2 separate regions of the Homo sapiens genome follow, and region 2 is linked to region 1. The links are chromatin loops, found by intact Hi-C in ENCODE. Cell type or tissue: Calu3. All regions are shown on one strand. Links, peaks and the distances in the headings refer to the core of each region. The heading gives the core; the rest is flanking DNA.

Region 1 (16,032 bases), core at 4,325-9,324:
GGGAAAGATCAAAAACAGGAGGGCACGGAAGCGGCAGGATAGTCTGAGACCTGTATTCTAGAAATATCACTATGGCTATAAGGTGGGGGCAGACTAGAGGGCACAAGAGAGCCCAGGAGGCCATTTCAGTAATGCAGCAATGGGAAGATGGCATGCTGGACCCAGTCCAGGTCCCGGAGGGACAGAGCGGAGACAGGTGCAGCTAGGAGGGGCTGGCAATGCAGCAGGAGGAGTGCGAAGGGGAAGAAGAATCAAAGACGGCCCCAGGTTTCTGACTGCAGCACTTCCTACACAGGTGTGATGTCCACCGAGAAGAAATGCAAGACAGTTGCTGGGGAGGGTAAGAAGCAGTGCTAGGAAATATAGAGGAGTTTGGTTTGGAAATGATGAAGCTACTGTGAGATACCAAGAGGAGGCATCTGCAAACAGATGGAGGCACAAATCTGGGGTTGTGAAAAGGCCCCGGGTAATTAAAGCTACTGGTGAGCAGGAGGGAGACCACTCAGGGAAGGTGAGGTGTCAGTGCAGGGGAGAGGAGAGGCCAATGCTGCAGGGACAAGTAGGAAAGGAGGAGACCCCGCATGACACGTGGGGAGCAGCACTGGCCTCGGAGCCAGAGCCTTGGGTTCCAGCCACGCCTCTGCCAATGGCAGTGGGTGTTGGAGTCTAACTTCTCTAAGATTAGGAGGCTGGGCTCAATGCCTCTTGCACAGCGGGTCCCTGCCTGCCCAGTGTTCTTGTGTAGGTGATACATTCAGTTAGCACTTGGGGGTCTTTTACATTTGCTACCTGCTTCGCCCATGTTTGATATCCAAAAAGATTTCAGGTTCTTTGAGGGTAAGGAAAGCTGTCATATTCCTTCTGTATCCTTATGGTACCAAGTGCGCTGGTGGCCTTACAATAGTTGCTCAATAATAAATGCAGCTGAAAAAAAAAAATCCTCGCCCTACTTACTCAGATTGATTGTACTGGCTTCGCCTACTCTGCAGTGGAAGTTTTTCGTTACAATCCCCCTCCCATACATTTACATACATTATAAGACTTATTTACACTAGCATCAGTGCCGCTCAAAAATGGAAATGTACTGAATGCAAATGTATGAAGAAGGCTCTTGCGCCCAGTAGCCACTGGTATCCTGGCTGTGCTACCAACAGATCTGTGTGTTTTCTCCCTTTTAAGGGGAAACTGATGCAGTGACAGACAGGTCCTCTTTTTAGTGACAAGTATAAACTACTGAGATTAGACAAGTCATGATGTGGTTTATGCTGGGTCAAAAGTTGCAGAGAATTCAAAGCCTGTGATCTTGTAAGCCCGCTTTGATTTCCCAGGATGCAGACCCATCTCTGCTTTGTTTCCACCACCCTCAAAGGAGGGATGTTGACAGTGAATGCAGAATGATTACCCCACAGACAGATGGTGCTTCAGGAAAGTGTAGACAAGGGAGGGCTCAGCAGCTCTGACCAAATACTGCATTCCATCAGGGAAGTTTAACCAGAGGTCTAGGATGCCCTGCCAACCAAATGAGAAACATGGGACAGGAGAACGCTGCTGCCCTGCCTGGCATCACCCCTTGGTCTAGAGTATTGGATGCATCCACACGCAGCCTCTGGAAAGACCTAGATGCCCTAAAGTACAGCGCTGTGGTCTTCGCTCCCTTTGTAAATGGCATCTGGGCCAGAGAAAGAGAACTCTAAGTCTTCTCCTACTTACTAACTTACCCCAGATGGTAGTGATTATTGTTATTAGACATTTTAATCTGGTTCAAAATTATGTATCCTAAAACCTCAAAATATGTATCTCCCAAATTGTTCTTACAAATGCACACAACAGAGGCACAAATGGAATTAAACCAGGGCCATGAGTGTAATCAGACGGGAATCCATGGCTGAGCGACGTCTACTTACCTGCCATAATCAGAGAGCACAGCAGCTCAAATTCATCCTATCTCTAAGTACATAAAATAGCAATGACATCTAAATACTATGACACTATTTTCAGAAGCAGTAAACCCAATAGGTGAGTTTATTAAATAGTTATGGAAACTAATTAAGTGTAAATATAGGTTTCGTTGTTAATAGAATATTCCCAGTATAATCTGTCTCTGATCCAAATAAGAAAAAAATAAGAAGTGTTCTTGGCTCAGTTGCCAAAGGCAAGTGGTCAGGGGAGTGGAGGAGGAAAGGCGCCGTGGGGATGAGGAGGTACAGTGGCTGGAAGATGAGCAAGCCCCTTAGGCACTATTGATCGAATCTATGCGTGCAGGGCACTGTGCAGTCCAACCATTCGTTTCCCAGAGGATTGGCAAAAAGGATCCAGAAGGGCTACCTGACTTATCAACTGCTGCAAAACTCAGTAGCTTAAAACAATAAATGTTTATTACCTCACACAGTGTCTGAGGGTCAGGAATCTGAATGGTTCTGGCCCACGATTTCTAATGGGGCTGCAAAGATTTCGGCCAGGGCTGCTGTTCTCTGAAGGTTTGCCTAGGGCTGGGGTCTGCTTCCAAGATGGGTAACTCACGTGGCCAGGAGGCCCCAGTTCCTCACTGGGGCCCATCCAGTAGGGCTGCTTAAGTGTCCTCCCAAGAGGCGGCTGGCTTCCCCAGTGAATATGAGGAAGAGGGCACATACAAGAGCAAGGGAAACACGGTGATGCCTTTTATGGCCTAGTCTTGGAAATCACTCACTGTTGCCCTGTCACAGTCTGTTCATAAGAAATAATGAACCATGTCACCATGTCCAGCTCACGTGAAATCGGGTTTGGTGGAGCTGAGACTAGCCTCCAGTTTTGAGAGGAGGATAATAAAAAAAATTGGTTAATATTTAGAATATTCTAAAACCACTACATTTATCAATGCCATAAGGCTTGCTAGTGGCAGAGACTGCTGCACCCAGCCAGTCATTTGTGTGGGACAGGGGTGGGGGGCAGGGGCTGTGAGGTGTTGGAAGCCCAAGAATTGAGTCACAAAAGCAGCAAAAATGTGGCTTCATCTCACGCTGATGTCTTACCCATGTCCAATATAAATACAATTACCACCTCTGGTAACATTTTTGAATTATGAAACACCACTAAAATAAACATGCTTACATACATAAAACTAGATAATAACAAAGAATAAATGTTATGTATATTGCTAAATCATCCAAAGCTGCTTCCATATAATTTAAATGGCGAACATCATATTTGTTAACGGAGACATAAAAATATTACTGCGGGAGAAAACAGAAAATAAATGGGCTGTTTTTAATCTCTGCTTGCTGAAATATATGTTGTCACTGTTAAATTATTTCAGCTGACTAGAACATATGGTCAGAGGCAGATTAAATTACCGAAAATACCATCTGAATGACTACTTGATTCCCTTCTAATCAGTTGTCTAGTTTTCACTGTTATTTGATGACTTTTCAGTAATTACCACTACAGCCAATCCACACAGCAACCCTCAAGTTTTGGGGAAAAAAACAGGTTGCCAGAAATTTTTAAATGATGTAATAATTTATATTTCACAGCCCATTTCTCAAAAGGTAAGACTAAGCTAAGCTGCAAAGCTAAGACATTACAAACTAACTAAAATACTGTTCACTCGAAAGCAAATTTTTACAGAGTAGACTTAGTTTCCCGCTAAAGACCAAGACCTCCCCTGATCAAGCATTTTCCCTATAAAGTGACCCATGGGAGAAGCAGAAGGACTTATTTCTAATTCTTCAAGGTTGGCGTTCCACCAGGGTAGTGTAGAGGAATAATCTTCAGGTCTTCTCACAAGAAGGCAAAAAAACTTACTTTCCAAATAGGCTGTGTGACCTATTAATAAACTCACAAATTTAATTTTAACTCACTGGGAAAGGGTCCTGAAAAAAGAACACCAGAGTTAACTAGGTGATTTCATCTGGATAGCTGTCTCCTCCAAATCTGATGTTGAAATGTGATCCCCAATGTTGGAGGTGAGGCCTGGTGGGGGTGTTTGCGTCATGGGGGTGGATCCCTCATGCATGGCTTTGTGCTCTCCCCATGGTAAAGGAAAGAGTTCACACAGATTTGATTGTTTAAAAGAACCTGGCACCTCCTCCCCTCTCTCTCTTGCTCACTCTCTTGCCATGTGACACACCTGCTCCCCTTCACCTTCTACCATGATGAAAAGTTTCCTGAAGTCCTCACCAGAAGCAGATTCTGTTGCCATGTTTCTTGTACAGCCTACAGAACCGTGAGCCAAATAAACCTTTTTTCTTTCTAAATTACCCAGTCTCAGGTATTCCTTTATAGCAATGTAAAACAAACCAATATACTAGGCTAGTAAGATCACTCTGAACCATGGCAAAAGTTCTCTTAAAACCAGAAGCCTGTACTGTGTAAAACACTGGTATCTATGCATTTATAAAAGAGATCAGTTTTTGCTTCTTAATAAAAATCCCCATTGAAAGCAAGAACAGTTTGGTTTACAAGAAAGAGTGGTATCTTTCCTCCTACTCATCATTAGAATAGAAAGGGAACGTAATATACCCTAGAGACCAGAGACAGGCTTCATTCAGTCTCTCAAATATTTCTGAAGCATGTTTTGTGCCCCATGTAGCAGAAGTAGCCATGGGCCCTCCTAGTTTCATCACCTAGGGAGAACAGGTAAAATATAGGTAGAGAAGTAAGATCAGCCTACTGCAAGCTTTGAAAGCTCCAGCCCAACAGCTCCCAAAACCTCTACTTAGGCAAGAATCAAAAGATATGAAAGGTTTAAGAATGAAGACCTGGGTAGAGTACAGAGTGAGGAACAAGACAGAAAGGCCAAGTTTTGGATTTCCCAAGGCCTGTTCCTGCCCTGGCCAATATAATTACAACTTTAGGGAATGGGACCCAGCCTTGGGGGTTTTTCTAGAAGCTCCCAGGCAGTTCTCAGTGTTCAGAACCACTGGCTTCATCCATGCATTTCCAGTTTCACTTTCACTGCTCCAACTTAGTTTATGAAACTCAATGCTGCGAAAATGAGAGGAGGGCAAATTTCTATTTTGGATTCAAAGTCACAAACTGCTTTATACATACTCCACTTGCTCACAAATAAAAAATATGTTATGATAAAGGTCAGCACTTCACTTATTTTACTGTGTAACCTCAGAGAAAAACACACTGGTGGGGAATAACGTGGGGCTGCTCAACATTTGAGAACTGTAACAATGACTTGTGCTGAAGTCGTGAACTACAATCGCATAATTATTAATTCTCAACCATTTAACTTCTCTAACAGGCAGAAAGCCTGGTGAATCATCCTGCACATTGATTCCACGCACAGTCGGTCAATTGTCTTCATTTAACAAAAATCCTCCTATTTAAATCCCTATAGCTACGCACAGATGAAATGGCCATCGGTGACCCAGCCAGTTGAGTCTAGAACCTCTGGGCATAGAAAATGCAACTAGGAATAGTTTGCAAATGCACTGGCATATCCAGTAAATCCTGGTCTATCTCTATGACCTTAGGCAACTCAGGCTGCTTCTCTGAGCCTCAGTTTCCCAAGATATAACATGAAAATGTAAGAACCACTCTATCCCATCCCCTTTGAACTATAAGGCATGACACAAGTTAGACATTAAGTCCCATCATTAAGAACATTAAACTTGCCTTCTTCCAATCTGGGGGTCCAGCCTTTACTCCTCTTCCAGTTACTATTCAGGGGTACTAAACTTCCCTTTCTCTCCATAATTAACTCATTCAACAACTTGTTTACAAATTTATGCATATTTTACTTCTGTGGTCTTCCTCTCCCAAACCCATAACTCTCATCTAATCATGAGAAAAAACATCAAACAAACCCCAGACGAGGAATATTCTAAAAAATCCCTGACCAAGCCTCCTCAAAACCGTCAAGGTCATAACAAAAAAGGAAAGTCTAAAAAAATGTCACAGTAAGAAGACATAATCACTAACTGGAATGTGGTATTCTGGATAACATATTAAAACAGAAAAAGAACACAAGGGGATGTTGTAAAAAATCTGAATAAAGAGAGAACTTTAGTTAATAACATATCAATACTGGTTCTTTACAATAAATGAATCATACTGATGTAAGATTTTAATAACAGGGAAACTTGGTATGATATATATAGGAACTTTCTGCACAATGTTCCCCATGTTTCTGTAAGTCTAAAACTGTTCTAGAAAAAAATAAAATTGTAAAAAATTACAAAAATGTGCGCATAATCCTATTTACCTAAAGGGAAAGCAACTACACTGAAAACTCCTGGGCCAACATCCGTCAATCATGTATTTCCTGGGTGCCTGTTCATTTTTAATGGAAATTTTAAGCCCTCTTGCCTCCCTCTTCGTTCAAGAAAACTCAGGTACAAATCTCTTGATAAATGCTCGAAAGCCAATCTTCCAATGAGAATAATCAGCTCAGCTCCGGGGACAGGAGGGGCAAGGCCTCAGAGGAATCTATTCCACGCCACCATCCTCTCTTCAAGAGCTGCCAGACCATCCTAAACGTTTTAGCCCAGAGAAAGCGAGCACAAGGGATGCCACTCGCATGCAGCTTTTCCTCATTCCTAGGTCTAAGTAAGAGTTTATGAAGCAGGTCAGCTCTTAGCTCCTGGTGATAACTTCCCATTCCTGAAGGCAAGAACAGCAGGTCCTTTAAGAGATGATATATAATTCTAGCCCTAAGTTAGCTGAGCGCCCGACACTTTAAGGAGTCTTTTATGGCTCCATTTTCTAACACTTGCTCCGAGTCCACCGCCTCCCCAGTCAGGGGGTGGCACACAAAGCCCTCTCTCAACTGCAGCTCACTTCTTGTTCTGGGTTTCCCAACCACAGCTGAAGCAGGTTCTTTTACTTTAGAAAAATGAAGAATTTCTGCACACTGGACTAGAAAATGTCTCTTTACAAAAAAAAGGGGGGGGTATTTTAGAAAATTATTTCCCATGTGATTTATGTAAAAATCAATTGCATTTTAAAAATTTAAAAATAATCATTGCCAATAGGTAAGAAAAAAAGGTGGGAGGAGAGAGGTGAAGCCCTCAGGCAGCACTTGGTGATGAGCGGGGCCCAAGGGCCACAGTGGAGCAGCCGCAGGGAGGCCAGCAGGAGGCAGCCTCGTCAGCCGGCCAGGCTGCAGCCCTGCACATTTCACACCCGTGCTGCTCCACCGCCCCTTCCTCCCATCACCACGGCGCTCCTCCACGCTCGGCAGTTCCCTGACCTCCATGTCAATATCCCCGCAAGGCTGCTTTCCTCCCCACTTCACCTCAGCCCACAAGCAGGTCTCACAGAACTAAAGTGCAATGCTCCTTGTCACCAGTAGGTGCCACCATCTCCCATGACCACCTGGTTAAATCCTTCCCATGAGGGCCTAACTTCCATACAACTGGTTCCTTCCTAGGCCTGCTCTGTAACCACTGAGTCAGAACTGGCTCCATGCTGGGAGTGGTGGCTCACGACTGTAATCCTAGCACTTTGGGAGGCCAAGGTGGGAGGACAACTTGAGCCCAGGAGCTCAAGACCAGCCTGGGCAACGTGGTGAGACCCTGCTTCTACAAAAAATTTTAAAAATTAGCCAGGTGTGGGGATGCACAGCTGTAGTCCCAGCTACTTGGGAGGCTGAGGCAGGAGAATCACCTGAGCCCAGGAGTTTGAGGCTGCAGTGAGCCAGGATCGCATCATCGCACTCCAGCCTGGGCAACAGAGTAAGAGACCCTCTGTCACCCCCCACCACCAAAAAAATAAAACACTTGACTCTGTTTTGAAGAGCATCTCCAAGAAAAAAAAAAAAGAGTCTCAGAATGATATGCAAAGAGCCCCAAGAGGGCTGAGGGTTACAAACGAAATGGAAAATTTGTAATTAAGCTTCTCCCCTGACTTATCTCATCACAAATCATTACAGAGTTGGAAATTCTTGGCAGTACAGCCCAGGTACAGCCAACCCAAGTGTGAGTGAGAGGGACTAATGTTTATTCAACATCCACCCCAGGCCTAGCACTAGCATGTTCTCTCTTTTACTCCTCATGACTCCCCCACTACAGCAATTCTCCCCCATTCTGAGGTTCTCTGTACAGCAATTACCCCTTATCTTCAAAGGGAGAAACCTCAAACTTCAGTTGACTTCTCTTTGGGTACCATTAGAATTAGATCTGGATTTTGGGAAAAGGGAAGAAAGCAAGGAAGTTGGGGGAAAGGAGAGGCTTTCCCAAGCTGCCCTGGGAGACAGCAGATGGCAGAGACCAGCACATCACACCCACTGGTCACAGCAAGAAGGCAGAGACAAGACATGTCCGCGTGCTCACTGAATCCCCGGAGTCCACTGTCCTGCTGCCATCTCTCCATGGCAAGGCCAAGGCTGTGCAGCCTCAGGACTGATAAAGCAGGCATTTGAAAAAGGCCTGACAAATCCTTTCAAAGTTGGTAAAATGATATGACCCACGTGGGATATTTAGAAAGATGGTGAAAGTAGCTAGAGATGAGAAACACCGTGTGAGGCACACCATGCAAAATGTGTGCTATCTGCACCCAAGAAAAAGAAACTCATGAGTGACGCTGCGGGGAGGAGTGCCTGAAAAAGTTCCTAACAAACAAGAAATACATAGGGACTGTATGTTTCTTTTTATTCATTTAAAATGTACATTTTCTCATTAACATTTTCTTTGCTCAAGGTTCAGCAGCTATTAGCTGTGTGACTATTACCCCAAAACCCTATAAGGATTGTCTTAATCTATTTTTTTCAAAAGGTCTTTTTTTTTTATTAATTACAAATTGTTCTTTCACAAAGGATTTGTGCAGAGGACACTGTCATGGCTTATTAGACCACTTTAAAGACAGGTAAACACAGGGGTTAAGGCGGTTCATACAGTCCCATCAAAGCCCAGACTCCATGTCAACCTGATCCAAAACAGTGGTCTTTCCACAGTTGCAAGCTCTTTTCTTAAAAGGTTATTTCAATCAGATCACAGTAGCTGAGTGGAGCACATTCACATCATGCCTAATATGAGTGACCTACAGCAGGACTCCATACAGAAACCTCCAGCCCTGTGGGGCATCTATCAGCCCTCTCCAGGGGCTCTGGCTACTCCGAGGGCCTCCCTCCCTCTCGAGTGCTGCCCTGGGACAGGTTGACCAGTGCCACCCAGGGACAAGCTGTGAGATCCCCTACCTCTGGCGCCACTTATTTGTAAGTCCATTCTCTGCCTTCAACAGCTGGGACATTCTCCATACTATCTCAATACTTGGCATCACAACCAGGCTGCAGATGTCTCACTACCTTATTTTAAAAGCAAAAGGACACAGTGTAAATTAAACCTTATCGGAAAGCAACTTGGCTTGGCATCCAACATCAAGAACTAGAAAGCGACTGAAAATCTTTAAGCCAAGAAATCTCACTTCTGTAAATTTATCCCAGTGAACTAACCTAAAATAAGGAATAAATCTTATGCACAAATACTGCAGCATTATTTATAAGAGAAAAAACAGAAGAAACTTAGAACATTCACCAATACAACGTTAATTTCTGTTAACAGCCCCTTCAAAGAATACTATGCGCCCATTAAAATTATAAAGATCACAGAGCCACATGCAAAATGCTTACGTTAAATGAAAAAGCAGGAGACAAAGTTTTATGTACACAATGAAACAACTATATAAAAATCTGTATCCATATGGATTAGCCTGGAATGAAAGGCACTGGAATAAAAATGATTGTGTTAAGAGTGGAGAATGATGAGTGTTGGCTCTCCTTCTCAGACTTTCACATGTTCTTTAATTATCTTCATGAATTGTTGAATAGTTTTAAAAATTTAGCCCAGATATGTTAAAGTTGGAACTTCGACCTTATGCAGTATTTCACATCATTAAGGGATCTTATCTGGCCAGTGGTTCCAAATGCTGCCCAAAGCCACTACAGGAACCTATGGGGCAGGGGACACAAAAGCTGTTTCTAGAAACAGGTGTGAGCTGACCTCTGCTTTTAAGGTTTGGGGTCCAGGCACTACTGTAGAATCTCAGGTAGCCTCCCTTCTCCCTTGGAATTAGAAAGAGGGCTGAGAGGCCAGGCGTGCTGGCTCACACCTGTAATCCCAGCACTTTGGTAGGCCTAGGCAGGTGGATCACAAGGTCAGGAGATCGAGACCATCCTGGCTAGCATGGTGAAACCTCTCTACTAAAACTACAAAAAATTAGCCAGGCGTGGTGGCGGGCGCCTGTAGTCCCAGCTACTCAGGAGGCTGAGGGAGAAGAATCGCTTGAACCTGGGAGGCAGAGGTTACAGTGAGCCGAGATCGCACCACTGGACTCCAGCCTGGGCGACAGAGTGACTCCGTCTAAAAAAAAAAAAAAGAAAAAGGGCCCAGAGACCGTGCTGTCCTGGGCAAGAAAGAGATCACATGATCGGATGCAGTCCGCCAAGCCTGCTGAGAGGCTCATCTCCTCTATGTACATCACTTTCCCTACTGAATCTTTGCTTTCTCCAAGAAACGGGTCAAACACCAAAGTGATCTTGTGCGCTTATCACCGCTGTTAGCAGTAAATGTGTACAGGGAACTCGGGTGCTGACAGTGCATGTACGGGCAATCACACACACAAGGAGAGAAAGCAAAGCACCGGCCTCTACTGGGTACTTCCCCATGGGCCCGACGGCCCTTCTGCCCCCAACCCAGAACATGGAAATAACAGCAACAGTGATGCCACCCTCACAGAACTGGCATTTACCAGGGATTTTCCAAGTGCCAGGCATTGTAGAGGAGCTACACGTGTGCGATTGCAGTTACGTATGTGTTCTTCACAGTATCTTTGAGGTATGGTATTTAATACCCCTTTTATTAAAAAAAAGATGACAAAACTGAGACCCTCCCAAAAAAAACAAAGTCAAGAGCACACAGCTAACAGGCAGTGTATCCAGTGTCACATCAGGCTGTGACTGGCCCAGAGTCCAGGCTCCATCCACCACCCCCGGCCAGTTCTGGGACAGACAGACTGACCCCGTGTCCATGTGGTTGGGAAAGCTAAATCCAATAAGCTCACTGACACCAAGTGACTGGCACAGGCCTGGCCCACAGCAGCCAAGACAGTCAGTGGGGACTGTCCCTCTTTCCTCTTAGCTTCCCTGGTCCAACTTCAGAAAACAGTAATTTTACCAAGATCTACTTTTAAAGGTTGCTTCTCCTTTCCACACACTTCGTCTCATTTGATCCTGATGGGAAAGCTGAAAAGACAGTGAGCTGCTGTGAGCAGCTCGGGCTTCGAAGGCAAATTCAAATTCCTGCTCTGGAGCTCGTAGCAATAGGAACCATGTTTTCTATCCACTGTGATGTGGAGGAATTAAATAAAAGGACATACATGATGATGCTAGCAGTGTCTGACACACAGAAGGCTCTCAACAAAAACTGAGCCCAGAGCCACACAACCGCCTGAGAAGTTACACCACACCTCCCTCATACAGCTGGAAACGCTAAAGCATGAGAGATCGCCGGAGTGACCTCATCCCATGCTCTCTGATGAGCAACAGCACTGGGAACAGTCACTGCTCATCTTTCCACTGCACCTCAGCCCCACGGAGTCCATGGAATTCAGGAGTGGCCAGTGGCCCACAAGATGTGCGCACTCCATGGAACTTGTTCCAAGTGGGGCCTGGATCTCACCTCACTGCACATGAAGGTTGGGGGATTTAACAATTCCTTTGACAAAAGTTTGTTGTTGTTGTTGTTGTTGTTGTTTTAATGCGGAGTTTCAAAGAACATGTTTAGCTGATTCTTATCTTTCTGTAAGCCAAAGATTCACGTGTCCACTGACTTAGAAATGCAGGGGTCAAGGAGAACTTTCCCCATCACCCTCTGAAGGTTCACTGAAAACTCAACTCGAAAAAGTCAGATTAATTAGAGAAAAGGCATACACATTGATTTAATGTGTACACACAGGAGCCATCAGAATGAAGACCCAAAGTTACAGGGGAAATTGTCCATTCTCATGCTTAAGTTCAACACAGTATGGACAGTCATGTGGAAATGTGACTGGACAAAAATGGTAGGTTCCAATGCCAACAGACCGAGTGGGGAAGCCCAGCAAGGCCTGTCCATCTAGATTCTTCTCAGCCTCTCTGAGCAGCATTCCTTCATTCTGGGTTGGGGCAAGACCCTCTCTGGAATGGAGTGGAGGGGTGGGTCTTATGACCTACAGTCAAACAGTTAAGTCACATACTGTTTTTATAAACAGTATTTACATAGCAAGGCAGAGGGAAAGTTAGAGCTGCATTTTCAGGGTTGATGGCTGGCTTTGGGGAAAGCAAGTTCTGGTTCCTAGGACCTGTTTTAGGGAAGAGGGATTCTAGCTTCTATGGAGGGAATCTAGCTTCTAAGGGCAGCCTTGGGGAGAAGGAGACTGGCAGCTGGAGGGCAGGAGAAAGTGAAAAACTTTTGCTTCTGAGGCCTTCATTTTGGGATATTGTTTTCTGAACCCTAAGGGAAACTAGAAAGAACTATATTTAGAATTCTAAAACTTTATAAATTATTCATCCATCTTAGTAGCATCACCCGGAATGCTAAATTCTCAGAGGATGAGAAAGAGTGTATGGAAAATGTGTGGAATATGGTAGGTGATCAGATACAGGAGCTTCATCCTAACACCCTGAAGAACCCGGCATGTGTTGGACCAGATGAATTAAGTGCTGGGAGACTTAAAGGAAGGCTGGTTAGTCTTCAGTGCTTGTGAAAATCTGCAAAGATCACTTGAGTCAAATCTATAAGAATGTGGAAACTCATTCACGTCTATACAAGCTTGTTCAACAGTACTATAATCCTGAATCTTACCAGCAAAACCAATGAACTGGAAGCGCCAAGATTTTTTTTTTAATTTTTACAGAATTTTGCTGGTTAGTCTTACTTTAATAATACCCCATATTATTCCAAAAAGGATTGGGTAGCTTAAAACAAAAGATCTAAATAGAAACACAAAAGAAATGGAACATGGTGGTTGCAGAAATGACCAAGTAAAGATGCTGTGGTCAAGTTGAATTTTTAAACTCTGAACTTCCCAGAGACAGAAGTAAAATAAGTAATAGAAACAAGAATTAAGGTGTAATGAGATCAGTTATGGCCCAGAGACTTCATGTATAGTCTCAATTAACTTCACAACAATCTCAGGAAGGCAAGTATCATCATATCCATTTCACAGATGAAGAAATGGATGTGAGTCACCCGCCAAAGGCACAATGGTCAGAGAGCAAGTCAGAATCTCAATTCAGGCTGGACTTTGAAGCCTGTGCTCCAACCAACCATATGCTCACCATCCAAATAAAGTCATGAGTATCTTAAGAGAGACTGAAATTCAGCTGCTAGATTCCAAAATGTGCCATGAAAAGAATGGATTTTGGGGACTGGACTGCAGTGGATTGGAAGTGGCCATATTTCTTTGCCACGTCTGCACAGACAGCTGGAGTCGGCCTCTGGACTAGGCCATGTGATTTGCTTTGGCCAATTGGATGCCAGCAACCACGAGGCAAGGAGGGGCTTAATACACACCTGCACATTGGACATGCCCTCTTAGAATGCTGCCCTGAGACCACCATGGTGTAAGGAAGCTGGTCTATGCTACTGGGGCATGTGGAGAGTTGAGGAGCCCCAGACAATAGCTAGCAAATACTATAGGACACGTGAGGCCACCTTGGACCAGCCAGCCAACGCTGCTATCACTTGACCACAAGGCACACGTGAGCCCTGGGGAAGTTAGCAAAAGGACCGCCCAGACAGTCACAGGACTGTAAGAAATAATACATCATTCCTGGGTTAGGCCATTCCACTTGGGACAGTTTGCTAGGGATCAAAGGTAACTGAGACATGAATGCAGAGTGAAATAATACAGGAAATCCTCAACAACAACTTCACAATAGATAGGAAGTAGACTGTATATGGCTGTTGCCCATAAAAACACTGGAGACACAACATGAAAGGGCAGTTCAGTCAACAGGACTCTGTATGGAGCAAAATCTAGTACTATCCACAGTTTGTACCAAAAAAAACCCTATTTGGGGTATTATATCCCCTTCTGTAACACAGAAAAAGGGTCTAAGAGAGCCTGCGCATCCACAGGGCTTTTTAAAACAGCTTTTGAGCTTTAAGAGCCATCTCTGATAGAACCAACTTATTCATCTGAAAGTTTCGTGTTTTTTTTTTTAGATGGAGTCTCACTCAGTCACCCAGGCTGGAGTGCAGTGGGACCATGTTGGCTCACCGCAACCTCCATCTCCTGGGTTTAAGCAATTCTCCTGCCTCAGCTTCCTGAGTAGCTGGGATTACAGGCGCCCACTACCACGACCGGCTAATTTTTTTATATTTTTAGTAGAGACGGGGTTTCACCATGTTGGCCAGGGTGGTCTCAAACTCCTGACCTCAGGTGATCCACCTGCCTTGGCCTCCCACATCTGAAAGTTCTTTTGAGTCTTCTGCTAGGAAGAAGAGATGCAGAGATCATTGTATACAGGGAGGCCCTGGCCCTCAGAGATCAGAGGTGAGTGCAAGGCATGGTGTGTGATCCTGGCCACGTCCAACGCCCTTCCTAAGGCTCACTCTCGCCTACAGAATGGGGATAGTGGTCAACAGTCAGCACAAAGGATTTCTGTAGACACCTGGTACAATGCCTGGCCCATCCTACATGTTTGATAACATCAGGGATTGTTATTAGCACTAGTGGAAAATCTTGATACTAACAGTAGAATCATTTCACTATGACAGAGACAATGGGTTGGAGAAGCACTTCATGGAAGGGAGTGAGGAAGGACTATGAGATGATGGTGGTCATCCTGGAGAAGGATAATCGTCTGATCAGTGAGCAGAAACTAAGGACATTGGCCTAGGAGTGGGGAGGAGGGAAGCACCTGGGTGGTGCGGCTGCTGGATTCAGACGACACCCCACAGAGAGGACTCCCCACTCCCCTTGGCAACTCTTGGCAGTCCCAGAAGGCACAGCAGCTGACTCCTCCAGAGTAGGAACAAAGCTCTAGCAAACAGGGATCCAGCCAAAGGCCAGCCAAGCTGGCACTTCCAACAGGTCCACAATGAAACAGCGATTCAAGGAAGAGGAGGGTCATTGCACCCAAAGCCAGCCAGCCTGCAGGTGGGGGGAGGTAGACAAGGTATCTTCTCCCTCAAGCTGACCGACAGGCACTTGGCCTGCATGAGACATGCAGTCTATCACCTTCACCACGTACAGCCTGCCCAGTGGGAACCACAACGGCTCGGGGTGATCTGGCACCCTCAGGTCACTGCACACTTCACGGTTTCCCCCTACCCCATGTAGGCTCAGTGTGGACCTCATGGCCCAAACTTAGAGCAAAGTGACCGTCCCCTCCCCTCTGAGAAAAGTATGACACATCTGATCCTCAACTAACCGGACTTTAGTTTTAAGCCTCTCTTTCAGAATAGGTAGAAATGAAAAGCAGGGATCCAAACAAAGAAACGAAATAATTGGGTGAATTTCTCCGGTTGACCTAGCCTCACACTCAGGGTCTCTTTCTTCTGATCCTTCTAATAAACTCAGGGGAGTGCTGAACACTTTAAGAGAAAAAGCAGTAGAAGGCTTTGCCTTCGTGTGCAAAGATGAGATATCATGGGCATTAAATGTGATTGCGGAGAAAGGAGCAATCATGGACCAAAACCCTGTCAATTCCCAGGTAAATAAAGCCTCACATCAACAGCAAAGGGTGCAGCCAATAGGGCAGGGGTACAGCGTCCTTTCCCACGGCTGGGTAAACTCAAAGGAATGTTTGCGGATTACAGGTTAAAGTGTACGCTTTTTTGAATGCTCTGTTTCAACCACTACTCTCTCTCTCATCCAAAAGCAGTGTCAGCAACCTCACCAGACACATGCCACCTGCCCCTTCACCTACTTCAAACATCTGATGTAAGAATAATAAATTGCTGCAGAGGCCACTGAAATCCAAAGCGGCATGGGGGCTGGGGCACTGCTCAGACACACTAGGTCCAAGGTTCAATCCTCTTTGTTGCCAGCTATTCACGACCTCGTGTGCAAACGAACAAAGCCTTTCAGATGGCATTCATCCAACTCACTTGCAGGCTG
Region 2 (16,032 bases), core at 5,493-10,492, 360 kb after region 1:
CCTTCCCTTCCCTCCCCTCCCCTGCCCTCCCTTCCCTCCCCTTCTCCTTCCTTCCTTCCCTTCTTTCTCTTTCTTTCTTTCTTTCTTTCTTTTTTTCCTTCTTTCTTTCTTTCTTTATTTCTTTTTCTTTCTTTTTCAGACAGTCTCACTCTGTCACCCAGGCTGGAGAGCAATGACATGATCATGCTCACTGCAGCCTCGAACTCCTGGGCTCAAGCAATCCTCCCACCTCAACCTCCCAAGTAGCTGGTACTAGAGACAAGCACCACCACATTTTGCTAATTTTTTGTTTTTGTAGAGACAAGGTCTCTCTATGTTCCCCAGGCTGATCTCAAAGTCCTGGCCTCAAGTGATCCCCCTGCCTTAGCCTCCCAAAGTATTGGGATTACAGGTGTGAGCCACTGTGCCATGGCTTTAAATTCAAATAATACCAAAAAGCTAATAATAAAAACCTCTGTCTCTCCCTTCCCTGCATCACTCCTGCAAGCTATTCTTGAGATCATAGAGCTTTTTCCCTTGTCTTTAACCTCTTTGTTTCTAAATAATAGGCTTACATTGCTAAATTCTAATTTGTCAATTTTAGACATTGTCTATTGACACCTACCATGAGAGCTGAGGATTTAGCAATCCTGCTCCATTCTTCTACCAGCATTCCCTACAGCTCTCCCTACATATTTATATAATGATTTTTATTCTCAATAAGCAGCATTTACATCCCTATGACTATGAAATATGATTCACTCATGAGCCAAAATGTCCATTATGATGACATCTGTCTTCTACAACAGTTTCTTTTCTTCCTAGAGTTAATATTTGCTTTGTTTTTTTATTTATTAGATTTTCTATGTTACAATGCTTACTTCCCCCACCCCAAATAATCCAAAATCAATCACATTTTTTATGTAATCAAATATAGCAGTTCCATTTTTTATTTCTGCTGGCAAATTACTTCCCAAAGACCTCCAACTCCAGTCTAGAGGCTGAATATTAATGCCTGAGCTGTCCCTCAGCCATTCCCTGTGTTGAATCATCTGTTACCTAGGTGCCATTTCATCTTCCCCTTCCTTGATTAATTTTCTTTTTTTGCTGAGGCATATCTGCCTAAGGAAAGTGCGTAAGAGGTGAAAAAAAAAAGTCTTCAGTTTTCTGAAAATGTCTTTCTCTTATACTTACTCTTGATTAAATAGTTTGCCTAAGGGTAGAATTCTGGTTGAAAGTCATTGTCCCTCAGAATATTGAAGACATTGTATTATTATCTTCTTTCAGTTTTGCTATTAAAAAGTTCAATGCTATTCCGAATTCAAATCCTTTTTCTCTCTCTCTCTCTCTGTCTCTCTCTCTCACACACACACACCTGCCATGCCCAGAAGTTTATAGAAATTTTCACTAACTGGGCATAGTGACATGTGCCTATAATCTCAGCTATTCAGGAGGCTGAGGCTGGAGATTGCTTGAGCCTAAGAGTTTGAGACCAGCCTGGCCAACACAGTGAGACCATATCTCAAGTAAGAAAAAGAAAGAGAAAGAGAGAGAGTCTTTACTACTGGTCAGATGAAATAATAATAATGTGACACTTTTCTAAAAATTCACTATTGCGACCACTCTGTGCCCCTTTCAATTTGAAGGCTTGTGATCCTCAACTCAACATTTCTTTCATATCCTGACTTTGATAATTTCTCTCCACCAACTTTTCTGTGCTCTCTTGCTGTAATTTTTCTTCATCAGACATTGAACTGACTCAGTGCAAGAGGACAGCTTCAAGTCCCTATGATTTCATCCCCAACCCCACCAATCAGCATTCCTTCCTCTCAACCCCCTGCCCACCAAATATCTTTTAAAAAGCCTAGCCTCTGAATTTTCAGGGAGGCTGATTCGAGTAATAATAAAATTCTGGTCTCCTGTTTAGTAGGTTCTGTGTGCATTAAACTCTTTCTCTCTTGCAATTCCTCTGTCTTGATGAATTGGCACTATTTGGGCAGTGGGCAAGAAGAACTCATTGGGTAGTTACAAGTTGAGGAGTTTCCAGCTGCAGTCTGTCTGGGCACTGACAATGGGAACCAGTTTGGCTTGTAGAAGGGTGGGTCCTGTGACATTTTTACATCTTTCTGAGAACACAGAATATGTGACCACTCCTTCACCAGTCATGGACACCTGGTTCTGTGTTAACTTTGAGCACCTCAGGTAGTCATAGGAAGTCCATTTTGTCTGTCAGCCAGGAGCATACTTTAACAAGCCAAAAAATGGTGGAAACAACTCAAATACTCCACTGATGAATGAATACATAAAATGTGGTATATTTATTCAGTGGAATTTTACTTGACAATAAAAAGGAATGAAGTGCTGATACATGCTACAACATACATGAACCTCAAAAACATTATGTACGTAAGTGAAAGAAGTCAGTTCAAAAGTCCACATATTGTATGATTCCATTTATATGAAATGTCCAGAAGAGACAAATTTATAAATCTATAGAGATAGGAAGTAGATTAGTGGTTGCCTTTGGGGCTTAGAAAACGACACCCCAAAAGTCGATGCTTTGACATGCTGAGAGACCATAGAGGCTGCCTCATAATCAAGCTGCCTCTAACCCTGTTTTGTTCTACCCCCACCCACCAAGTGCAGGGAGGGACTCTCTTTGGAATTTCCTTCTCTGACCAAGAAAGCTTCTTTCCAAAAGAAACATAATTGTCTTAAACCCCCTCCCTAGGGATCTCATCAAATAACCAGGAACTATCAACCATTGGAGAAGAGAAGAGACTGGGAGTTACCCCATGCCCAGACAAACTTTTCATCTATTCTTCTGAGGGTAACCCCAGGAGATTACCTGGGGGACTTTTTTTTGCATAATAAGACAACCTTTGTTCCTGTGCAGCTCCACATCTTTTCTTCCTATAAAGTCTGCCTCCAACATCGTGGGTCCATTCAATTCTCCCTAATGAAAGCATTGCCTACAGTCTCCATCTCCTCTCTTCCCCGTAAAGCTTCTGTGCCACACTGGGTTGGTGGGCAATCCCCCTGTGATCCACTACTCCCCTGCCCACATCCCAACCCCACCATACACGTTAATAAATGTGTGTACCTTTTCTCCTGTTATTCTGCCTTTTGTTAGAGAACCTTCAAAGGGTGAAGGGGAAGTTTTCTCTTATCCCCTACATTTCATAAGACTAGGAATGAGAGTTGAGATGGAGAATACGAAGTGACTGCAATTAGGCAGAATTTCTTCTTGAGGTGAAAAAATTGTTCTGAAGTTAGATTGTGGTGATGGTTGCACAACTCTGCAAATATACTCAAAACCATTAGATTGTACACTTTAAATGGGCAAATTGGCTGGGTACAGTGGCTCATGCCTGTAATCCCAGTACTTTGGGAGGTTGAGGAAGGAGGATCACTTGAGCCCAGCAGTTTGAGGCCAGCCTGGGCAACATAGGGAGATTCTATCTCTACAAAAATTTTAAAATTAGCCAGGCGTGGCGGCACACACCTATAGTCCCAGCTTCTGGGAAGGCTGAGACGGGAGGATCATTTGGGTTTGGGAGATTGAAGCTGCAGTGAGCCATGACTGCGCTACCAGAAGCCCAGGTGCCAGAGCAAAAACCCGTCTCAAAAAAAAGGGAGTTAGTTGTATGGTATGAAAATTATATCCCAATAAAGTTGTTTTTAAAAAGTAGTTTGCAAACTATAAAATAAAACACAAAAGTCAAATCTTTACTTATTATTAGTAAAACAGAATAAAAACATTAGGAATCATTTCAATTATTCTTAATAATTATTTATCATTCATTATTAATGATTAATTAATCATTATTTACATACAATTATTAATAATTATTATTTTACAATTATTTCTCAGCTGCTCTGAGAGGTTGCTGTTTAGAAACACAATTTCACAACAAAACCAGCTGCTCATTAGGAAGCTGCTTCAAACATTTTGGAGCTACCTAAACACGTAAACACTGTGATTGGGGTCAAGCTGATACTTTAGGATCACCTGTGTATGTAGTCCTCACACAAGGTCCTCTTGTTTGAACCAAATTTGATGTCTTCCATGGTCAAAGAAAACATTCTCTCGAATAGAACAGAGTTGCTTCACAACTCAGAAATCAAAGGCTCAACTTCCAATAAAAATGCTGTTCACAAAGCCACTTGACATTAAACTCTCAGCTCAATTTCCTGAAGAATCATCAGAGCCACAAGACGGAGAAAGTAATCACTCTTCTAGAGTCACTGCAATAATTGGCTAGAAACGTCTGCTGTTTTTAAATTGGCAAACATGAGCCCAAAAACATTCGGCAATTGAGTACCCACTTGCTGATTAGAATTTGATTATAAGCTTGAAGTGGGGTTGGGCAGAGGAAAGGAGAGGGCCCGGGTGTGGTGCCCTGAGGGGCCTCCTCCACTGCAACCTTATAGGAAATGCAGGTCAGCAAGACAAGAACATGGCCCCTTGCCTCATCCTTCTGATAACCACAGGTAACATCTGGTGCATATGCTTCCTGCAACACTGTGCGGTGTGTGTGTGTGTGTGTGTGTTGTGTGTGTGAAGTATTTATTTTACAAAAATGAAATAAGATTGTAAATACAGTTCTGTCACCTGTATTATTCACTTGGCAATATATTATGCAATCTATTAATATTTAAAATGAGTTTGGTAGTTGTCATGTATTCCATTGTATAATGTTACCTTAGGTTTACTCATCTCTTCTGGCTGGACATTTAAGATTTAAGTTTGGGTCATTTACTACAATAAACAAGTCTTCAGTGAAGCATTCTAATCTCTGTTCTGGATATATCTATGGCCTCTTCTGGCAGCTATTTTTACACTATAGGCTGAGGGGTACAAATTTTATAATTCTTAGCTGTGACAAAATTTTGTTCTGGAACCAGACATAGAAATATGAGCAGCTGATTGGTCAGGAATCTGGGCACGTGGTTTGAGAAATAGGCACCGGATAGCATTCTTTGAGAGCCAAGTATGTTTCAGATGTTTTCTAAGAGATAACATCCTAAATCCCCACATTACAGAAGAGGACACTGAGGCCAAGAGTACAGAGCAGAACTTATCTTGCTACCTCATAAAAAGAGGAAGAATGAAGTTGTGAGAGACTTGGGCAGGTGGGGATGGTTGAGGGGACTCAAGACCCAAGAACTAAGGGCCACAAGTGGCCGAGAAACATCCCCCATAGAAATGCCACCATATCCCACAGAGCACAGGCAGATTTCCTGAGGAGGTGGTGAATCCTAAGCGTCGGGCCCCTTCTGAGTGTGAAATAAAAATAAAATCTTGAGCCCTGCCAACAGAGCGAATGAACCCTGCTTGGCCAAGGATGCCCCAGAAAAAACTTGGAAAACTAAATTCCATGACAAGAAGGGAGGTCAGTGACACCTCAGTATACTTCCTTCCTTGTTAACTTATACTGGATTATTTCCTAAGAGTTAAACAGAAGCTAGCCCTGGAAAAACAAAAACAGAAGGTTTGCTCCATCGCTGACTTTAGCCAATCACCAGATGCCCCAGCCAGACTCCCGTCCCTTCTTGCAGCCTCGACATGGCAGCTCATCAGTTTCACAACACATTCTCCCTGATAAATAACCAGCGACCGTGGGCTGGTTCTGGCTGGTTTACAGAGGCTGCACACGAGATGCTTCTGTGTGCTTTGCTGCCCCTTTGATGTATAGAGCCTAACTTTAATGCATTTAAATGTTAAGTCTCCACCACAGAGTGATCATGGGGTATATGTAATATACATGTTTGCTTACCATGCATGTGTGCAACTTCCCCTCATGAATATGCATAGCTCCTCCTAAAACCTATTAAATATATATGTTTAGCCAACCCATTTGGCATAAATTCCTGTTCCATTCTTCCCTCCCTTAAAGTGCCTGCTTTCAGTCTCTGTTGGAGGTTCCACTTCTTAGCATGCAGAGTGGCCAGCCTGCAGGCCACAGTCCTGCTCTCCTCTCTAAATGTATGAATCTCACAATTTTTTTTTGACATGGAGTCTCGTTCTGTAACCCAGGCTGGAGTGCAGTGACGTGATCCTGGCTCACTGCAACCTCCATCTCCTGGGTTCAAGCGATTCTCCTGCCTCAACCTCCTGAGTCCCTGGGATTACAGGCATGCACCACCAAGCCCCACTAATTTTTGTATTTTCAGTAGAGACGAGGCTTCACCATGTTGGCCAGGCTGGTCTCAAACTCCTGACCTCAAGTGATTCACCCTCCTGGGCCTCCCAAAGTGCTGAGATTACAGGCATGAGCCACCACGCCCGGCCAAATCTCACAATTTTTTCAGTTGACACAAGGCTTCGGGATAAGCTCCTGCAATGTGTTTACATGGTTATATGCTTTGGTAAAATTTGCCAAAGTGAAATCACTTTTGTTCTTTTTCTTAAGGATGGCCCCATAAATGTATCTGCTTCATGCCCCACAAACCAGGGACTGATGATGCCAGAGGTCTGAGACAGAGCAAATGCAACTTTTCCCCTCCTCCCTCCAAGCACTTAGTTGGAGATATACAAAAAAGATTCCCAAGCTTGCTAAGTAAAGGAGTGAATGTGCAGAAAGCCAGATAAACTGAGGTGGCAGATGACACTTCATAGAGGAACTGGAGTCATATTCTTTACCCAATAGTGAGAGACCATGAGGCCCACAGGAGCTGGCAGGGCATGAAGAGGTCCTCTCAAAGAGGCAAGGTGTTCAAACCCTGCTCATCCACGTGGCAATCTTTGTACTTTAACAAAGGGCTAAAAACACCTTTGCAAAAATTATAGCAATGAGAAAATTATGACAGTGGAAGAGATCTGATCTAACCACCTCCATCTTGCCTGTAACCTCCAAACTGCACTGATCACTCCTGAGTGGACCAAACTAACTTAGGGAGAAACTTAGTTCATAGTTTAAACGATAATAGCCCTTTCCCAAAACTAAACCACATTAGTTAAACTAATGAAAGTCCACCAGGTTAGGAGAATGAGAGGGACCTGAATTCTGCTAAGATGTAGATGTAATTAAATGATAACAAGCCATAATTTTGGAGGTCACAAGATTTGCAACCTTCCTACTTCTGTAAATAACACCACTATTATGGAACCTAAGTTTGGCCTTTTGAGGTGTGTTTTCAGGCTTTTGCATTTCTGATGACCAGTGGCTCCACCTGGACCCGCAACTCTTGACTCAACCAGTCCTGTGGTCCCTACCCAGAAGTGGACTCAACACACAAGAACTGGTTTCCACACCCCTATGATTACCTCACCAACCAATCAGCAGCACCCATTCCCTAGCCCCCTGCAGGCCAAACTATCTTTGAAAACCCTTGCCTCCAAACATTCTGGAAGGATGATCTGAGTGATAATAAAACTCTGGTTTCCCATTTAGCCAGCTCTTTGTATATTAAACTCTTTCTCTGTTGCCACTCCCCTGTCTTGATAAATCAGCTTTATCTGGGCAGCTGGCAAGATGAACCCATTGGATGGTTACAGGGCTTTCACCAAACAATGCTGCTAACATTTATTTAGGTTCTGGCTTTTTATAGATTCTTTTTGTGATTCAGAACCAGATGTAAGGACAAATGACACATGCATTTAAAAAGAGCCCAAACTGCCACCACATCATATCTCCCAGAAGGACTGGGTCATTGTTCCTGCTTCTGAGTTCAATAACAAGTTATGACAGAGAAAAAGGTTGGGAGAGAAAAAAAAGTTATGTCACCAAAAGTCCAGCCTCCATGCTGTTGGGTGCTCGCAGGTAAAGTCAATTCAGGTGACCATCCCTGGGGGGGCTATTCTCCCTAGAGACACAGACATCTTGATAATATTCCTTAATTGGACATGACACAGTGGCTCTTTTAGCTTCCTGTAGCTGGAGGTTGTCATAGATTGTTTGAGAAAAGATTAAGCTGTGGTTAGGAAAGATTTCTGAGCCCAAATAAAAGTAATGATAATTGACCCTTTTGCAAACTTGGAGAGTTTATTTTTTAACCAAAAGTGCTTTCACTATATTTCAAGCCTGTTGGCTTCAATTGTAAAATTGCACCTACCTCTGACAATGACCCCTATTTCACCCCCATATTCCTGTTTGGCAAAGCAATATGGTTTAGTGTTCAAGAGCACTCTCCAAGCAAAGTTTTTCCCCTTACAGTTTTTGCAGCTTGCAGGCAGGTCTCAGTTGTAAGCACTTCTTGAATGTCACAGAGGCAAAGTGGCCCTGCCAGAAAAAAAAAAAAAAGTGTTTGTGAAAGGAGGAAGTCTGAGTCATCAGCTGCAGGTAGCTATTACCTATTGCAGCACAAGGATAATATCTTGGAGTCCAGGCAGACAAAACGAAGGCCTCATCCATCCTTGTCCTCTCATGGGACGTGGTGGCTGAACATAAGCCAGATAACTATGCACTGCATGAAGGCACAGCCTGGGAATGTCAGGGCCTTGGAGCTGAGCCACAGTCTACAGTAGGTTGTGCACCTGCTGTGGTCAGCAGAGGCAGGGCCATAGGGTCAGGCAGGCTGTGCATTGTAGCGATGGTGGTACTGAGAGGTGGCAGAGCAGGGTATCCCACCATGGGCCAAGAGAGGCATCTGGGATTCCAGGGTCAGGCAGAGCTGGTTGTTTATCCGGTGTGGTTGGCTTACAGCTGTTCTTACACATGAGGAAACTGAAGGTTCCAGAACTTGCTCCAGGTGACACAGCCAAGAAGTTGGCAGTCTAAGGGCTTCTACTATAATTGAGGCCACAAGGTAAATTTTCGTGAAGTGATGAGAGAACACTGAGGTCCACAAATGATGGGGCTAGGGGAAGGGAGAGCTGGGGCTGGAGCAGCCGTGGAAAGTTCCATCCACGAGAGTTTGAGTGAGCGGGAAAAACAGTGCCACAGATGCACCACAGCTGCAAGGGCACTGGCAGAATATGTTTGGTTTGATGTTTGGTGGCAAGAATAATAGACAGGAAGGAGAAGATTGTCAGCCTCTGTGTCTGAGTATGCTCAGGCTGCCATGACAAAGCACCACAGACCGAGAGGCTTAAACAGAAATGTATTTCCTCATGGTTCTGGAGGCTGGATGTCTGAGATCAAAATGTTGGCAGGGTTGGTTTCTCCTGAGGCCTCTCTCCTTGGCTGGCAGATGGCTGTCTTCTCCCTGTGTCCCCATGTGGTCTTCCTTCTGTGTGTGTCTGCGCCTTCATCTCCTCTTCTTATAAGGAGAGCAGTCCTTTGGATTAGGCCTCACCCTTACGACCTCATTTTAACTCAGTCACCTCTCTGAAGGCCTGTCTTCAAATACAGCCACATTCTGAGGTCCTGGGGGTTAGGATTTCAACATGTGAATTTAGGGAAGGGAGCAAGGGGGGACACACTTCAGCCCAAAACACTGACAGGGGACAAGTGAGCTCTGATAATGGCTGCCAAGTGCACAATTATGGCGGCCACCGTTGTGGTGGTTTCAAGGGCTGGAGCTCATCTCCTAATCCTTTCCTGCCAGGTTAGGAGGCATTTAAAGCTGTATCTTGTGTCCTGACCTCATGGGACTGTGTTGGGCAGCTTTGCAGAAGAAGCCTGGCCCTGGATGTAAACAACAGTGAGGTTTCATGTTCCAGCCCTTTCACACTCATCCCGACTCAGCCTTCACAGGCTCAGTTGGTGGCAGAGAAGTAACCTTGCCCTCAGTACACGGAGCATGGGCACTTCCAGCTGGACACACAGCAGACACTGTCTTCCATGAGAGCTGGTTTTCAAGGAGGTAGGAAGAAGTCCAGGCTTCCCGGGCCTCCAGCATGGTAGGTGTTTTCCCTCCAGTTTTCCCATTTGACCCCAAGCACAGCCCACAGTTAGAGATGACCCCTGTTTTTTTTTGTTTTTGTTTTGTTTTTTGTTGTTGTTGTTTGTTTTTTGTTTTTGTTTTTGTTTTTTTGAGACGGAGTCTTGCTCTTGTTTTTACAGATGGGCAAGCAAAGCTCAGTGAGGAAAATTAATGTCACAGAGCTTGCACATAACAGAGCAGAACTGTTCTGCTTTCTCTCTTTTAAAAAAAAAAAAATTTATTTCCATAGGTTATTGGGGGAACAGATGGTGTTTGGTTACCTGAGTAAGTTCTTTAGTGGTGATCTGTGAGATTTTGGTGCACCCATCACCAGAGCAGTGTACACTTTCATTAGCCCGACTATAACCCCATGTGTGCCCATTTGCCATGGAGTGAATGTTTTTGTCTACCCAAATTCCCATGCTGAATCCTAACCCCCAGTGTGATGGTGTTAGGAGCTGGCGCTGCTGAGGGTGATTAGGTCATGAGGGTAGAGCCTTCACGAATGGGGCTAGTGCCCTCATGAAGAAGCCTCAGAGAGCTCCTCCCCCTTCCACCATGTGGAGACTCAGCCAGAAGGTGCCACATATGAACCAGGAAGCAGGACCTCACCAGACACCAAATCTTCCTGTAACTTAATTTTAGACTTCCAAACTCTAGAACTGTAAGAAATAAATGTTTGTTGTTTATAAGCTACCCGGTCTATGGTATTTTGCATACAAACTAAAATGCCATTCTATTACAGCTACTTAGAGCAATTCCTCAAAAGATTTTATCGAATCTGACTTTTAGAATTTCCCCCTTCTCTTCCCCAAACACCAAGATCCACTCCCGCCCCCTGAGCTTCTCTCACCTTGCCTGCCATCCTGCACTTGACCTCGCCCCCCACCCCGTGCCCACTGTCCCTCCATCCACTCTGCCCCACCCCCCAACTCAACTCAGGCGCAGCCCCCTCATGAGGTTTCCCACACTCTGAGGGGTTTCCCCTCTTGTCCCGTGGCACCTGTTCCAGCTTCTTTGATGGCATTTATCACATTTTAATGAAACCTTTTGCTTATGACATCCTCACTACTAGACGGTTGTTTCTTAGGCTGACATGGAGTTTGGCTCCCTCTCAACCATCAGAGTATCAGCTCTCTAGCATCCAGCACATGGTCGGTGTTCACAGAGCTTCTAGAGTGAATGTTTGCACATAGGCTGCATGCCTTCCCAATTGTGGACCCCCTGCCTGATTTGACCCATAACCTTTCATGTCACCTGGCCTCGTATATGGTCTTGTAGAATTCCAAGCAATTCTCTCATAGCTCCATGCCCAGCCCACAACCCCAGACCTGCCATCTACCTTCTATCCCAGATGTGTCAGGCCATTCTTGTGTTGCTATAAAGGAATAACTGAGACTGGGTAATTTATAAAGAAAACAGGTGTAATTGGCTCATGGCTCTGCAGGCTGCACAAGCATGGTGCTGGCATCTGCCCAGCTTCTGAGGAGACTTCAGGGAGCTTTTACTCATGGCAGAAGGCAAAGTGGGAGCAGGCACATCACATGGCGAGAACAGGAGCAAGGGGCAGGGGGGGAGGTGCCACACCGTTTTAAACAACCAGATCTCACAAGAACTCACTCACTATGGCAAGGACAGCATCAAGCCAAGAGGGATCCACTGCCACAGCCCAAGGGCCTCCCAGCAGGTCCCACCTCCAGCAGTGGGGATTGCATTTCAACATGAGATTTGGAGGGGACACACATCCAAACCACATCATCAGGCTTGCCTTGATTTCACAGCCCCACTTCCCACTTTCGCCCTGTTCCTGCTGCCCCTCCAACTCCACCAGTCCAGAACTCATTGGATGGCTGGGAGAAACTGTGATTTCAGGTGTAGAAAGACGTCATGATTTGAGGCCTCCAAAGTAAACCTCCTTCCACAAGCTAAGCTCCAATAGCCACTGTATTAGAGAAACAATGAGGACTTTCCAGGTGGGCTTCCCTATCTGAGATGTCCAACAGAAAAATGCCGCACATCCAATACGTGATGCTGCGTAAGAATTCCATGGAAAGTGTTTATAATATAATGTTGTGATTAAAAAGTGGGTTACAATGAAGCATATGCAATATGATCCCATGTCCGTGCAGGCACACACACACATGTGTGCATGCCAGCACACACATACATACAATGATGGGAAAGCAACTACTAGAAAGTCTAATCACCATTACTTCTCAGTGTGGGATTTCTGTTCAGATTTAGCTTTTTAAAAACTTATCTGTGCTTCCTACATTTCCTACAGAAGACTGGTATTATTTTGCATTGAGTTGTAAAACAAACTTACTTTTTAAATCCCCAGATAAGATTATCTTAATGTATGCATTTTACAGATACTAAAATTTACTTACATGAGAAACTTGGTGTCACATTAGAACTTAAACAATCTGTCCAAACTCAATATTCCTATGACTCGACTTTAGATCTAGAAGGAGGAGGTGAAAGAAGTTAAAAGTTGACATGATTTGCATTGTTCTTCATCTGCTTTCTGATATTTCACTGGTTGCATAATGGAGAAGAGTAAAGGCGAGGTAAGTGTCTGGGCAGGTGCTGCGATAGACAATCTGGGGTGGCCCCTGCAGCTGGGGTTCGCACCGGCCCTGGGAGCCTCTTCATGGGCTCCAATGTCCAGCCATGTCGGCTCCTTGAAGTAACATTGGGCTTCCTCCCCCAGGAAAGAGAGCTGCACTGGCCTCAGCTTTCTAACTCTTCCAAGAGTCTACTCCTGGCCTTCTATCCTCCAGCCTCTTGGGGTAAGGACCTCTGCCCCGGCCAACAGCCCTCTGGCTGAGAGTATAGCAAAACAGCCTGGGCTCTGCCATGTTCTACAGTTTCCACTCAACCTGGGGGTGACAGATCCTGGCCACACTAGACTCAGCAAGCCAGCTGCCCCACAGCCATGCCCTCTCTCCTGCCATCCTTCTTTTCCAGCTCTCTTCTCCTCCACTCAAGCTGACCAACAAGCTCACTGCCTACACAAATGTCCAGCTGGCCATTCCAAGGCCTCCTGGGAGGTGGCCTTTAGCCCTGCACTTAGGAACAGGAGATGGTGCAAAGCACTGCCCTTTGGGACATGCTCATTGCTTTTACTAGGATCCCTTCAGACTTAGTTGCCCTGGGCTTGTATGCCCTTTAGGGAACACGCTGTCCTCTTCTCTTCTGACAGGAACCTCCAGCCTTGAGAAGTAACTCTGTTAAAGCCCCCTCATTTGGTTTCATGGGAAGAAGAGAATCACCTCTTAAACTGAGCACTGCACTTTCCACAGGGCACAGCCCCAGAGATCCTCTCCTGTCTGCTCTCCTCTTGGTCTTTTTCTTTGAGGTGGGGGGGTCCGTACTCTATTTTTTTTTAAATAATTTCAACTTTTATTTTAGATTGGGGGTTACGTGGGTATATTGTGTTATGCTAAGGTTTGGGGTATGACTGATCCGGTCACCCAGGTAGTTAGCATAGTTCCCAATAGGTAGTTTTGTAGCCCTTGCCTCCCTCCCACTCTCCCCTTTCTAGTAGTCCCTGGTGTCTACTGTTCCCGTCTTTATCACTACCCAGTGTTCAGCTCCCTTATGAGTAGAACATGCAGTCTTTGGTTTTCTGTTCCTGCACTAATTTACTTGGAAAAACAGCCTCCAGCTGCATCCATGTGCTGCAAAGGACATGATCGCATTCTTTTTCATGGCTGCATAGTATTCCACTGTGTATATGCAGCACATTTCCTTTATCCAGCCCACCTTTGATGGGTATGTAAGTCAATGCCCATATTGGTCTCTTCCTGTAGAAAGACAGGTGAGAAGTTGGCATGAGGGAGAGCCAGTGCTACTGCCCCTATTAAGCCCCGAGAGAGGTGCCCACCCAGGTTGTTGGCAGTCCCTGGCAGCTCTCTTGGGAATATGAGGCACTCTCAAGATTTGGCCCCTAGTTCCAGGACAAAAGGACACGGCCCAGCCCACAGTCTTGGGGAAATGGAGTGCTGCCTCTGGCAGGAAAGGCCAGGGAGGGACTGTGGGAAGACAACTGGGAGGAGGAAGTCCCTGAGTTCCCGCCCAGGGCAAGTGCAGGCAGCCATCTCCACAGAAAGGTTGGTGTCAGAGGGAAATGGAACACAAGGCTGTGGGTTTGTTTGTTTGTTTGTTTGTTTGTTTTGAGATGGAGTCTCGCTCTGTTGTCCAGGCTGGAGTGCAGTGGCGCAATCTTGGCTCACTGCAACCTCCACCTCCAGGGTTCAAGCGAGTCTCCTGCCTCAGCCTCCCGAGTAGCTGGGATTACAGGTGCCCACCACCACACCTGGCTAACTTTTGTATTTTTAGTAGAGATGGGGTTGGCCAGGCTGGTCTCGAGCTCCTGACCTCAAGTGATCCGCCTGCCTAGGCCTCCCAAATTGCTAGGATTACGGACATGGCCCACCGCGCCCGGCCCAAAGCCACGTTTTGTCTAGGGTCACACTGCAGGTGTCTCTCCGTGTCCCTCATCCTCTCTGTGTGTCTCGCCTACAGAAAGTGGCCCATCCACAGAGGCTCCATGGAGCGAGGGGAGGGTTGTCCTTCACGGATCAGGACAGGGCTGCTGAGGAAGCCGATTTCTGAGCCCAGGAACCCGCCCTCAACAGGAAAGGCAAATGGATGGTTTCAAAGCAGCAGCTCGAGCAGTCTGAGTTCTTGGCCCCTGCCCACCCCTCCAGCCCCACAGATAAGGGCAGCATCCAGAATGGCTGTAAATTGCTCTGAAAGTGCGAGGTGTGTATTAATAACCCTGCGGAGCTCTCTGGTGCTATATAAATGCTAAGTAGAACAGAAATTACTTTGGAGTGTTCTCGCACCTGAATGATCTCCCAGATATAACTGCTTTTGATCAGTCATCAACACAACTTTTAAAATAAAGCCGTCTCAGCCCTTTCAGTTCTGACCACAAGATGAAACATATCGAACCAAAGGTTAAACTCCAATTGATTAAGGTCTCTCTCCGGCTTTTTCCTCTTCTGGGTCCTCTTTATAGCAGTGAATCTAAGATTAGACACCAGGTTGCTTTTGTTGCTGTGGTTGCTGGTGCTGTTAGAACAGATATTCCCCTCCCCAGGTGAATAGACCAGAATTGGATTTTACATACATTATTTGAACTAAGGTGAACAAAATACATTTCTCACCCACTCAAGTTGCCCCTCATAATCTGAGGGACATGAAAGGTTTCAATCAGGTTTCCGGTGATCTTATTTTGATTAAATGTAAGAGTTTCATTTTCCCAGAGTTGCTTCAGGTTTTACTGTGTTTATATTGTAATTCTGTGTATTTAGAGATGGTTGTAGGCATGCATTTGACGTGGAGGGATTTCTATTTTCTTAGCCATCTTGATGTCTTGCCAAGCACTCCCACACACTTTTCATCTTTCTGTGGCCACAGGCAGAGCATGACAGGTGTCTGTATCAAACCCTCTAACCTCTAATCCTCCTAACACATCTCCCCCACCTTCATTTCCACCTTTAGGAATACTCCATCCTACATCTCATTCTCTGCATCTCATTCTCTGAGCCCTTCCTCTTATTCCGCTGTGGTTGTGTTTTGTTGCTGTTGTTGTTGTTTTAGAGACAGGGTCTTGCTCTGTTGCCCAGGCTGGAGTGTAGTGGCATGATCATAGCTCACTGCAGCCTTGAACTCCCGGCTCAAGCAATCCTCCCACCTCAGCATCCTGAGTAGCTAAGACTACAGGCGTGCAGGCGTGCGTGGAGTCACGCCTGACTCTACGAAGCCGTCTAACTCTGGGACTATGACTCCAAGGTATGCCTTATGTCTTGCTCTTCCTGCTCCTCATAAGCAGAACTGAGCCTTTTTAACATTTCTGCATTCTTACACTCATGTCGGACTCTGGGAAAAATGAGGTTTCCAGCTTATCTCTTTGTTTCCATCCATCTCTCTTTCTCTACTCTTCCCTACTTCCTATCCTGAATGGTAATATCATTAAACTGCATCAGCTTAAAAGAAGGACATTTGAAATCCCTTGGCTAATCTTGCTTGTGATTTAGTGTCTCAGGAAATTGAAGATGTACTTAGAAAAATTGCTATCAGAGGCCAAAATTTGACCAACAGAAAATAAAAAATGGATTGATGAAGTGGAAGTGGCAGGCATTTTTGGTCAAAATAGTGTCTTTATTGTTTGTATAAAATAAACGTCGAATCACTATTAAAAATCCAAACAATAAAGAAGAGAAGAAAATA

What was found. Hi-C counts contacts between places; a loop is a spot of excess contacts. Peaks named below come from ENCODE experiments on the same cell type or tissue, not always from the same donor. Only the 100,000 strongest peaks of a DNase experiment are listed, where the experiment ranks them.
Region 2: it touches region 1 in a loop (4-fold over the local background); 1 of 110 quality-filtered maps calls a loop at or near these places.

The regions. Positions count from the first base shown.
Region 1 is chr1:230,158,811-230,174,842 of GRCh38, reverse strand. The region is part of intron 1 of GALNT2 (polypeptide N-acetylgalactosaminyltransferase 2); the gene reads right to left. Among named protein-coding and RNA genes, the nearest start is that of GALNT2, 100 kb to the right of the region's middle. In Calu3, for the core only: CTCF peaks have their summits at 7,070 (motif pointing right) and 7,271 (motif pointing right); DNase peaks (open chromatin) are centred at 5,272 and 7,292.
Region 2 is chr1:229,796,238-229,812,269 of GRCh38, reverse strand. It overlaps LOC105373161 (a long non-coding RNA gene), which reads left to right and starts at 4,422. Exons shown (of 4, transcript XR_949247.1): 1 at 4,422-4,473. In Calu3, for the core only: no CTCF peak of the experiment used is centred there; a DNase peak (open chromatin) is centred at 8,229.